Linked DNA regions of Homo sapiens: region 1 is linked to region 2. The links are chromatin contacts, found by Hi-C or POLR2A ChIA-PET in ENCODE. All regions are on one chromosome and are shown on one strand. The core of a region is the stretch at or near the end of the contact, and the rest is flanking DNA. Distances in the headings are between cores, read along the strand shown.

Region 1 (6,209 bases), core at 3,430-5,929, 37 kb before region 2:
GTGGCAGAGGAGAAATGTGGGAAAGCCTTTCCTGTTCCTCCCCAATTTTTGCAAAGTAGGAACTGGAGTTTTCTCGTTGCTCCAAAGCTGTGAGGCCAGCTGTTGAGTAGGCAGGTGGAAAAGCTCCATGGATACTTTACTCCTGTGAGCCTAGGAAAGTCCATTAGTGCTCATGGGGTTGTTTTAGAGAACTCACAGAGAGCAATATTAGTCAACTTTGTAGGAAACCCAGATAAGTTGGCGATTCCCCACAGGGCCCCGATAAAAAGTCTTCCTGGCCCTTATGTGGACCAGTCCAGGAGTAGGATGCACAGAGTACCCTTCAAAGAAGCTTATATGACAATAAATAGTGATTCAGTAAGAGTTTTTGCTACTTGTTAGTCAATAAAAATTTAAAGGCATTATCTTGTCTCTAATTTCCATTTCAGCTCAACTGTGTATTTCCCGAGGGAGGTAAGTCTAAGCAGATTTTTTCTAAGAAAAGAATATGAATTGGTGAGCTGGGCATAGTGGCACATGCCTATAGCCCCAACTACTCGTAAGGCTAAGATCAGAGGATTGGTTGAGCCCAGGAGTTTGAGTCAACCTGGGCAACATAGCAAGACCCCATCTCAAATGAATGAATGAATGAATGAGTAATATTTATAAAAAGAATAGGAATTGGTGAAGCTATAGTGTAAGCTTGCGAGAGCTAAGGATATATAATTCAAAAGGAGTGAAATAGAAGTATAAGTAGATTTTCTTGCCTTTGAGGAAAATTAACAAGAAACAAAGTTTGTGCGATAGACTTCTAAGTACACTATCGACAGCATTTCTATAACCACCGCTTAAAAATACATGTACACTGTTGTCTTTAAGGAGTAGTTGATTAGTGTCTTATGGTACATCTTGTAGAACAGCAAGCTAGGCAGCTGGTCCATTTCTGATCTGCTCGCATATAGATGAGCAATCAAACCTTGACGACGGCAACCCAAGAGGTGAATTGCGCGAGGATTCACAGAGGTTATGCTGTGGCGCACCCTCACTGTGATCTGCTTTAACTCCCTTTTCTAGGAATGCTAATGTCACCCTCTTTAATTCTCTCTCCTTTTTCTGGTCTTCATTGAGACTAATGATGTATGTGTCAGGCTTTGAGATACTTTTCATGACAATTTTAAAAGTCTCTCTGTAGGTAAATAGATTTTCTTTTTTTGAAACAGGGTCTTGTTATGTTGCCCAGGCTGGAATGTGGTAAAGTGATCATGGCTCCCTGCAGCCTCGCACTCCTCGACTTGAGTGATCCTCCTGCCTTATCCTCCCATGTAGCTTGGACTACGATGAGCACCATCATGTTCAGCTAACTTTTTATATTTTTTTGGAGAAGGGGTCTTGCCATGTTGTCCAGGCTGGTCTCAAACTTCCGACCTCAAGCAATTCTCCCACCTCGACCTCCCAAACTACTGGGATTACAGATATGAGCCACTGTTCCTGGCCAAAAAGCTGTATTTTTAGCTCTGATTCTTGCCACATTCCATTAGTGATCCTTCGATGTTTCTAAAGGAACATACACCATAGCAGTGCAGAAAAAGCAAAAGGAAATATTATTTAGGAAATCTAGTATGGGGGGAAATAATAAAACTTACTTTCAGACTGAGTGGAAATGATTCTTGGAGTGTGTTCTGCTGAAGTTTATCCATGATCCATTTTTCATCATTTGGCATGAACTACAGAGTTGTGTATAGGGATTTTCATTTTATTTGGATTTGAAGTTCATTTACTATACAACGGTCATACAAATGAGTTTGGAAGCTCTGATTACTAAGTGATTGGCCCAAAGATTATCATAGGATGGATTAGTACCCTGAGATTCATTGTAGGTTTCCACAATGAAGAAAAGAGTAGCTTGGGTATTGCTAAAAAGAAATTTGATTCAAAAGTCAGTTATTGTTTGTTTGTTTGAATGGAAGACTTATGTAGGGTCTTTTTTTAAATGGCAATTAAAGGTGATTTGGAATTACTGGGAGGATAGTGAATAATTCTAGATGAAATAAAACTTGACTAGTATCACAGAAACCAAGAGAGAAAGGCCAGAATACGTAGATACCTGGGCCATTGGCAATGGGATGCACTCACCATGACCTAATATTTTGGAATGTAGCTAGTCAAGGAGAGAACTATTTCTGTGTCTGTGTTGCTTTTGGAAAGCAGATGGCATCTTTTAAAAAATAGCCTTGAAATTCAAGCTCCCTGGATTGCTCGTTTCATTTTCACGTTGGCATTCAAAGGGGGTAACCACCAGGATCTGAGATGTGGCATGCATGAATGGCAGTTTTTGTGGATTTTGTTGTAGTATTTTTGTCATAAATGTGGACAGTAGTCTTCCAAGACAGCCTTAATGCAGGACTGTGAGAATCTTGTGTAATTCAAGACTGTAGAAAGCACAACATGGTATAAAAAGAAAAACCCCAAAAATGTAGTAATTTGAATAAAAAGAAACCAAAAATAGGATGGTATGGGAAGTGTTTAGGGAATGGTGAATTCAAACTAAGATGCCCCTCCAGCAGTACAAGGCCTTCAGCAATGCATTTTCTTCAGTTTCTTTTTTCCTGAAACCAACAGTCTTCCCTTTCTTGCCGTTGGAGGTACTGTATCATCATTTTTCCCCCTTTATCTTTCTATTCAGAAAGTTACTGTACATTCTTTGTTGTAAAAGCATTTAAAGGAAGATGATGATATAAATGTTCCCAAATGAGTTTTCTCTTCTGGATGATCGCAAGAGTATTATACTTTTTTGTAAGAATAACAAATGCACGCCTGTTAACGCTCTGGCAGACCACTTGTTAGGTAAGAGTTTTACCTGATTCCTTCCATTGGAAAGGTGTTTTATATTTGTAGGCTTGTCACTTTGAGCTGATTTTGTTCTTATGATCAGCCTCTTTTGGATTTTTATTCCTGATTTACAATGAAATATGTATTCGGCTGGTGCAAATGTTATTACAGGTCTTGGCATTTTAAAAGTAATGGCAAAAACTGCAATTACATTTGCACCAACCTATAGTTCTTCTGGCTTTACAGTAGGCCAGGAGCCAGCAAACTAGGGCCAAATCCAGCTGCCACCTGTTTCTGGAAAGCTTATTGGAACACCCATTTCTTTATGTATTGTCTGGCTGCTTTTGAGCTACAATGGCAGAGTTGAGTTGTTGGGGTAGAGACTATACATGGTCCACAAAGCCCAAGATATTTGCAATCTGACCCTATTAGAAAATTTGCCAATGCTTCACTGGCTAAAACTTTTAGTGCAATGAGTAAATTATACAGATGCTTCACTAGTGTTACCTGTGGTAGGTAAAGCTTATGTTTAGATAAAGATTTGCTCTCTCTCTTTTTTTTTTTTTTTTGCATTTTTATGTTCTGATGGCATTTTAGATAGTAATATCTCAAGAGGTATGAGCTGTCTGTCTATTAATTGTCAATGCAATAAGATATCAATGATAACTTCCCAAAGAATTCTGGCCAGAGATTCCAAGTGAGGATGCCACCCCTGAATAGTGATAGAGCATATTTATAGTCACTAAGGTCAAGATTTTGAGTAACTAAATTAATAAATCAAACCAAACTCACATCTCAGTTTTTCTGGAAAATAATGATTGCTGGTTGTTGGAACAAAATGAACCTTAGGGTGCCTAGTGCTTCTGTAATGAGCAAGGGCTATGTTGTAGGACAACAGCTCAGCCTCTATGCTGCCATTTTAGTTCTTTCTGACTTGCTTTTTGGATAAGCGGAATGCAGGGCACCCATGCAATCCAATAACCAGAGGTCTTGGCTAAAAATAATGGAACAGTTTAATTTTTCTGTAGTTTATGATGGAACATAATGCCACCTGGCAACCTCTGTTATCCATGTCTGTACTTATGGCTTTGTCATGATTTCCAAACTGCATTCATGGAACAGTCATTTAAGTTTCAAGATTGAAAATTTGTAGCTAATTATGTTAGGGAACTCTTCCAGAGTTTTGGATTTGGGGAATTTCAGGTTTATTGAGGTACCTATAAAATTCTAGTTCTGCTCAAATTTTAATATCTGAATCATCTACAACTTAGGATTCTTTGTGGGAAGAGTAAAGCTCTCTGGAAGCTCAACTAGCTTTTATTCGATTTAAAGTTTGATAAGAAACAAAACTGTCACTATAAGTGACAGTTGACCAGAGTGGAGAAGGGGGCCAGAAAGAAACAGAGGAATATAGCAAAGTAGGAAAGTATCAGAGAGATACAATGGATACTTTTTTTCCCTGGGATAGAGCTCTTGGAAGTTGGTATAGAATGACAATAAACCCGGCAGTCACCTGGGCTGTGTACAGCACAATTCCATGGAATTGTTTTCACACCCAGAATGGTGTAAATAGTGCCCCCTGTAGTTGTCCTCTCAAAACCTCAGTTACAGCAGCCAAATTTATTACCAAAATGCATTCCAAAGCAATTATGTTGTTGTTTTAGAAAGCTGAATTTTATTGGTCTGCTCTTCTCGTTAAAAACCAATAGTTAAGAATTGGAGTTGTCTATATAGTCATATTCCTGCCCACAGCTACTTAGGTGGTGTAGCTCAATATAGAACCCAGCTTGATTTCTAAGTTTAGCTTCACATCATGAGCTGGCAGTGAACCCTGCAAGTGTTGGTTTTCATGGAAGCAGCATGGAAAACATCAGCAATTCCTGCATCTCTGCTGAAATGCACATATGTGAATCTGCTGCTCTGAAGAGGACAGAGGTCTAGGGTTAGGTTTCACAATCATACTTTCACAAGATTGACCTTAGCTTTCTGCCTATTTGGTTCCAAGTCTTCTGGTGACAGCAAAAGATAGCACTTTGGACTTCAGACAGCTTTGATGGCAAGTTTTCAAGCTTTTTTTCTTGCAATATCTTTTCAATAAGGAATTGTTTGGTGTCTAATAAAAGTACATAATTCAATTTTTTAAAAAAGCAAATCATATCCTTCCTAGCATCATCTGAAAATGGGTAGAAGAGGGTGCTTGAGGGATTAAACATTTAGCCTTGTGTATGCATGCATGCAAGTGGTTGCCTTCATACGTGCCCAGATTTATACCAGCTGTGCACTTGTTCATCTTTTGTGGAGGGGGGTGGGGTTGAGGGTTTTCCTCTGATGCAGAGACATTCCAGATGGACAAGAATGTAAATGCCAGGTTGCATTTTTAGGGGCTTACTAATGGAGCCACAGCAGATTAAGAGGGTAAAAAAAATTATGACCGCATGTATTTGTAGGGAAGTGTGGACTGGACACTATTAGATTTGCTATCTGTGAGATCCTCTTGTATTGACATTTTATAAAGTAATTGGGTATTTTCAACTCTCTCTGAGGAGTAAGAATGAGATTCTTGATGCCGGCTTTTGTCAAAATAATATTTTAAGGAACATTTTAGTAAAGCCACTTATTGAATTGTAGTTTTAAAATTAATTTTTAATCTTGCAATAAGACAAAAAAAGAAAAAAATTTAATTTGTGCACATAAATGACTCATTTGGATGGTAGACTTATTCTATATGCATTATTATTATTATTTTTTTTCTGAGACAGGGTCTCACTTTGATACCCAGCCTGGAGTGCAGTAGCACAATCACGGTTCACTGCAGCTCAACCTCCTGGGCTTAAGCGATCCTCCAGCCCCAGCCCCCCAAGTAGCTGGGACTACAGGCATGCGCCACCACACATGGCTGTTTTGTACTTCTAAAAATAGAGGTGGGGTTTTGCCACGTTGGCCAGGCTGGTCTCAAACGCCTGAGCTCAAGCGATCTGCCTGCCTCGCACTCCCAAAACGTTGGGATTACAGGTGTGAGCCACAGCACCCAGCGCATAACTCTTCTTTCTCAGCTAAGCCTATGTACAAGTTCCAACAGAGTGCTAGGAGACAAAACATTTCAGTGCATTTTCATGGCTTTGTTTTTCATGGCATATTTGCATTTTATTGTGACTTCTGATTCTCTTGTATTTTCTCTGCTATAAAGAAACTATGTAGTTTTAAGTTATATCAAAAAAGGGTGTTTATTTGTCTTTGCATGAATTTTGAAAAAGTTTTCATTGTTTTCCATTCATTTAAAAAATACATCTGAAAATGTATATCTGCTTTAATCATAAAAGTGTTTCTCTGCTCACATGATCTTCATTCAGCTTTAGTGAGAAAATAAATTTGGGCACATACCAACTGTTACTATATGATAG
Region 2 (5,644 bases), core at 3,137-5,636:
TTTAACAAGGGCTACAGGAAACTATATTAATAAATGGTTCCCCAATAACACACACACACACACACCCCTTCTCTCTGGGGTTGTTCTACACCTGACCCTGGAGGAACACGTTATTGGAGTTCATTAGGCAATATCCTATCTGCTTCCATTTCTATGTTAGTTGCCCCAAATCTCAAGGACTAAAGTCCCATAATTGTAAATGTGAGAGAAGAAATGATACAGGTGGAGTTCCTCATTGCTCCCAAAAAGCAAACAATCCGTAAAGTAAAAATTAGTAAAATTTGTCTAAACTTATGTAGGAAGTAGCATGAAAATAAGGATATTAGGTAAATTTTTGTATACAGCATCATACAGAATTTTCCTAATTCTATAAAATAAGCATATATATATATATACATGTATAGATATATATATGTAAATGGAAGACTCTGTTCCAAAATATTAACAAGTGGTATGTCTGATGGCATTGTGAATAATTTTTCTTTTCTGTTTTTCTGTGAGTGTTTATAATAATCATATCTCTTTTTATCTGGAGAAAGAAAATAATAAAATATTATTTAAAAATACAAAAGGGGTTGGATGAGAATCTTAGTGAACCCCCACATTTAAACTTGCTACTCCATAGTCTATAAATCAAAGATCATTCCCTGCTCTGACCCAGAGGCCAAATCCAGCCTGCTGCCTGTTTTTGTAAATAAAGTTTTATTGAAACATAACTGCACTCATTCATTTACATATTGCCTGTGGCACCACGACAGCAGAATTGAGTAGCTGCAACAAAGACTGAATGGCCTGAAAAGTAAAATACTATTTGGCCCTTCATAGAAAATGTTTGCTGGCCCCTGCCATAGCTGTTTTCAAGAAAGAATTGGGATCTGAGGCAAACCCCCTTGCCCTGGGCTTCTGAAATTCTCCCGGACCTGCTAAAAAAGTTATCCTGGAAGATGTTGGAGCTTTGTTGCTGCAATTACAAGTGCTGTTGGATAGAGTTTATGATCCCCTCTGACTCCTTATGCAATGACTGTTGAAGTGCTAATAGGACTTCTTAAAAGTGTTTATCTACAAACACCAGAACACTATTTTACAGCTGGGCAAGTAAATACAGTTCAGCTTAATTAGAGTAGAGCTAGGATGACTTTTTTGTTGATGCCTCAATTTTTCTAGATAAAAAAACAAAAACAGTAGAAATCATTTAGAGTGGTCCTTTTCAAATAGACATTGGGTTTCCTCAAGGGTCCACAGGAAGTTCAGAGCAAACTGTGGCACCCAGAGTGGCAGGACCTCACCCCATAGGAGGGACAATAAACAGGCAGGTCTTTTCCATTCTTTTTTTCTAACTTATGATCAGCTGCAGTGCTGAGAATAGAGATGAGTCGCAGGAAAGTGAATTCTGTCCAGGAAGACAGTGCATGGTAACCTACCAGAGGCGGATAAAATATGTGGGGATTATTGGATTTAAAAAAAAAGAACCATTGTTCTAAACTGAGTCACAGATAAAATAGGAAGGTATTTCCTTGGCATTTTCATCATAAAATCCCACTATTCATTCATCACACCCTAAATTCTAGAAGGGGACTTGTCCAAGGTCACCCAGTTAGAAAGTAGGATTCCAACTTAGTTTCATTAATAATCCAAACACACGGAAACTGAAAAAGAAACCATGTTCTTTAAAATCCTGGTAAACATTTACGTCACTTGGTTGACAAAAAATGCCATGGAGAATCTCTTGATTTTCAGTTTTGATGCTCCAGGCACAACTTGTGCCCCTCCCCAGGTCCCGCTCTTTAATCCAACTTCCTTCTCCAGCGCTTCTGAAGGCTTCTGGTTGAGTCAGGATGGAAGTGCTCCTTGGCTGTCTCGTATTAACCTCTTAACACTCAACTCTTAATTAAAAGTTTTTCCCTACCCTAATGGGGTACACGCTGCTTCTCATTTGCTTTTCACAAAAAACGGAAGCCAAATACACACACACACACACACACACACACACACACACACACACCCTCACCCCACCCACACACACAGCCAGCCACACACACAAACACATTCCACCCATACACACACACCCACAAACACACCCCATTCATACACACATACAATTCGAGGAGGAAATGTTAATGATTTGTCTAAAACAGCAACTTTTGTGTTTTTTTCTTTTTTTTTTTTCATCAGCAGGGTGTTTCTGGTTTAAATTCAAAGGTTTCATTTAATTACACATCCTCCTCTCCTCCCCGCCACACACCAACTATTCCAGTTAGGAGAGTCCCATCCCCCATATGTGAAAAAAAAGATGTAGAGTTCTGAGTCTGGTTTACTTCATCTGTTGAAAAATAAAGTAAGTTTGGCTGAGCTAAACAAACTTCTTCCTGAATAGAGTAACCCTCCCATGTCTGTTTGCCGAAATGTTTGACAGATGGAAATCTGACGGGGAGCATTTCTTTTAATGACCGTGTGAAAACTTCAGATCTTAGTTTTGTCTTGCCACTAACTAACTGTGACTTCAAGCAAAGCACTTCTTTTCTCTGGCTCTCCAGCTCTTTGTTTATAAAATAGGAGGGACATCTGATCTTAACCTGGGGTTCAGAATTTTCTCAACGCTCTCAAATTGAATGCAATTTTTTTTTTTGTGAGTGTAGCTGTGTCCATTTTTGATTCCCGGGGAAAAGGGATTGTGACTTCCAGTGAATTCACCAAGGATTCTGTGATTGCAGAGAAATGGTTTGTAAAAGCATAACATTTCATGATTTTGACATTTGATGCTAAACTTTCAGCTACGCCTCCTGAGCGGGTCAACTGAGACACCAAGTGAAGAAAGAAGTCATCCTCCTTAGGACAGCAGGCTGTGAGCCAGCATCCCTTCCAACTCCACGGTCAACAGCACATTACAGGGACAGGCAGAGAGAGGCCACAGGTTCAAGCAGGAGACGTGTTAGTTTAGCCGTTTCTTTTGGTTGTTGGTATTAGCTCCTCAGACATGTGTATCAGAGAAAAAAGGCTGTGGTTGGGTTTTGTAGTTTGTAGTTGTAATAAAACTCTGTGTTTGAGTTTAAAAGAATCATGACTTTTGTGATTCCCTATAACAAGTTTTATAGAATTAGGGACTGCCCTAGGACAAGAATATTAGGTCAGTGAAATTTGTCCCTATTCTTTCTCCTCTCATTGCTACACCTTGGCTGAGAGTGGGTACTCCCCCTTACCAAATGCTTTCACGGGACCCAGAGTCTTTCTGGAATGGAGAATACATATCTGACAAGCTCATTATTTTTTCCCAGAGGTGTATGAAATTAATGTATTAGCTCCCAGGTATTTGTCTCAAAAAGAAAACCTACCCTGAGGGAAGAAAGAGAACATTTTAGCAAAAGGGGACTGATTGCTAATGGTGGCATTTTAGGTATCAGTGTGGGGACATATTTTAGGGGGAGAGTTGAGACATATTTAGCATGTTATAGACAGTGAGCCTTGCAAACTATTATGATGAAGTGGTCCCTTTCCCTTCCATGTCATTAAAAACAAACAAACAAACAACAACAACCAAAAAAACTGTACTTTGAGCCCAGTTCAGTGGCTCACATCTGTAATCCCAACACTTTGGGAGGCCAAAGTGGGAGGATCGCTTGAGCCCAGGAGTTCGAACAAGCTTGGGTCACATAGTGAGACTCCACTTCTACAAAAAGTAAAAAAAAAGCCGTATGTGGTGGTGTGTGCCTGTGGTCCCAGCTACTTGGGAGGCTGAGGTGGGAGGATCACTTGAACCTGGGAGGTCAAAACTGCAGTGGGCTATGATTGCTCCAGCCTGGTGACAGAGTGAGACCCTTGTTTCAGAAATAAATAAATAAATAAATAAATAAAACTTTACTTTAAAAATTAATAGAACTTGCATGTTTGCTAAATGAAAAAAGCTCCTTTCTAAGTTTTTGGAGTAATTTTAATTCTGGATAAATTCACCACAGATATACTTTTCCTCTCCTTTGTTTTTGGAGTCCGGGGGTCCCTACTTGACTGGTGCTGTCAAGTCCTGTCTGAGTTCAACACCCTTTTACTCACATCTCTGAAGGCATCTGCTATAGATGACCCACTATTCCACCAGTACATGAAGCTGGCTCTGACTTATCCCAACATGAACCTTGCTTAATTATGTTGGCAGAAAAAGAACTGAAACAGGAAAAGAACTAAAGAATTTCCTTCTGGCTGACAAACAACTCCTTGTTGCTACTAATGGGAAATCTATTTTTACTCTTCCGTACCCCAGCGATGGAGTTGATCTTCGTGACACAAAGAAACTCTCAGCCAAAAATTTTAAAAGTACAGGCTGGGTGTGGTGGCTCATGCCTGTAATCCCAGCACTTTGGGAGGCCGAGGCGGGTGTGTCACTTGAGGTCAGGACTTCCAGACCAGCCTGACCAACATGCTGAAACTCCGTCTGTACTAAAAAAATACAAAATTAGCCGGGCATGGTGGGGGTTGCCTGTAATCCCAGCTGCTTAGGAGGCTGAAGCAGGAGAATCGCTTGAACCCAGGAGGTGGAGGTTGCAGCGAGCCGAGATCGCGCCACTGCACTCCAGCCTGGGCAACAGAGTGAGATTCTGTCTCGGGGGAAAAGAAAAGTACATTACTCGTTGGAGATTATGAGCTCAAAATATCTTCTCTGAGAACCTACACTACAGCATGTCAGGTAGGAAGCCTGCACACCATGTGCTTGTTCCATAAAAATGTTGAGCCCCCAGTGAAACCATAATCAACCATTGGAGGTTTTCACCAATGATGAGCATGCCATTGAAATCTGCCATTTAATTTCTTGTATCAATTATGGAGAGATGAGTTTATATTCTGAAAATGGGCTTTGCCATTGAAATGAGGCAGCCCTAGGCCAACCTGGAAATTCCACTAACTCACGAAGAGGCCATGGGAAAATTGCTTAACTTCTCTATGCCATAGTTTTACCATCTGCAACGTGGGGATGATGATACTCTGCAGAGGTCTGGGAAGTTATGAAAGGTACCCTGCCATAGGCAAAGCATTTTGAAAATGCTTCATCCATAGCTGGCCCTCAGTACATTGTAGAGATTACATAATAATTTTAATTCTAAACAGCTTCACAACTTTTGGACGAAATCTCTTCCTTCATTCCAGTTTGCTCTACCTTTTTGTAACTGTGAAGTTTAAAAGGCCCTAGACAGGAGGAGAAATTCCTTGCTTGTAGTCCTTATCCTATCTTTTTCATAAAAAAGAAAAAAAAAAAAAGATGTTCAAGGAAAGTTCAGGATGAAGCCAAGATGGGATTTTTGTGATCATGGCACTGCTTCTCAGAACCGCACTTATACAGTTTTCTGAGCACCGAACTGACCCTGATGAGGAAACGGGAAGTTAGGAATAAGAAACAAGCCAGCTAGTTCTACCTTTAATTCTAACTACTGCATTGCTTCCTCCAGACAGGAGCTGTAACTAGAAACTCCCATCAATCCAGGCTTGCTAACTTTAAGGTGCATTCACATATGATTCCAGATTCTCTCACTCTCACACTTCTTCCTCATTTAAGTGCTACTGTTTTGTTCTGAACCAGGAGTGTTCTTTCGGAGATGCTGGTCCATTGGAAAATACCTCATACACCATTTTGCCACTGGGGTTGGCCAGGTTTGAGTTCAGT

The links. Hi-C counts contacts between places; a loop is a spot of excess contacts on that map. ChIA-PET counts read pairs that join two places held with the same protein, here RNA polymerase II (POLR2A). Pooled maps may share reads with other maps.
Region 1: a loop to region 2 is called in a map of aorta, with 6 times the contacts of the local background. The contact joins two enhancer-like sites. A Hi-C loop is called at or near these places in 4 of 168 maps with a recorded cell type or tissue (Caco-2, Right ventricle myocardium inferior, aorta and 1 more), 6 of 37 single-sample maps with no recorded cell type and 14 of 50 pooled maps. POLR2A ChIA-PET finds 5 or more read pairs at or near these places in 5 of 52 experiments (HEK293, HepG2, K562 and 2 more).

The regions. Positions count from the first base shown.
Region 1 is chr2:226,759,526-226,765,734 of GRCh38, reverse strand. The region is part of intron 1 of IRS1 (insulin receptor substrate 1); the gene reads left to right. Among named protein-coding and RNA genes, the nearest start is that of IRS1, 37 kb to the left of the region's middle. Within about 2 kb of position 4,679, at least 4 of the 41 ENCODE cell types and tissues checked have a DNase peak (open chromatin) inside an H3K27ac peak, as active enhancers do.
Region 2 is chr2:226,722,498-226,728,141 of GRCh38, reverse strand. No RefSeq gene overlaps it. Among named protein-coding and RNA genes, the nearest start is that of MIR5702, 67 kb to the right of the region's middle. Within about 2 kb of position 4,386, at least 7 of the 41 ENCODE cell types and tissues checked have a DNase peak (open chromatin) inside an H3K27ac peak, as active enhancers do.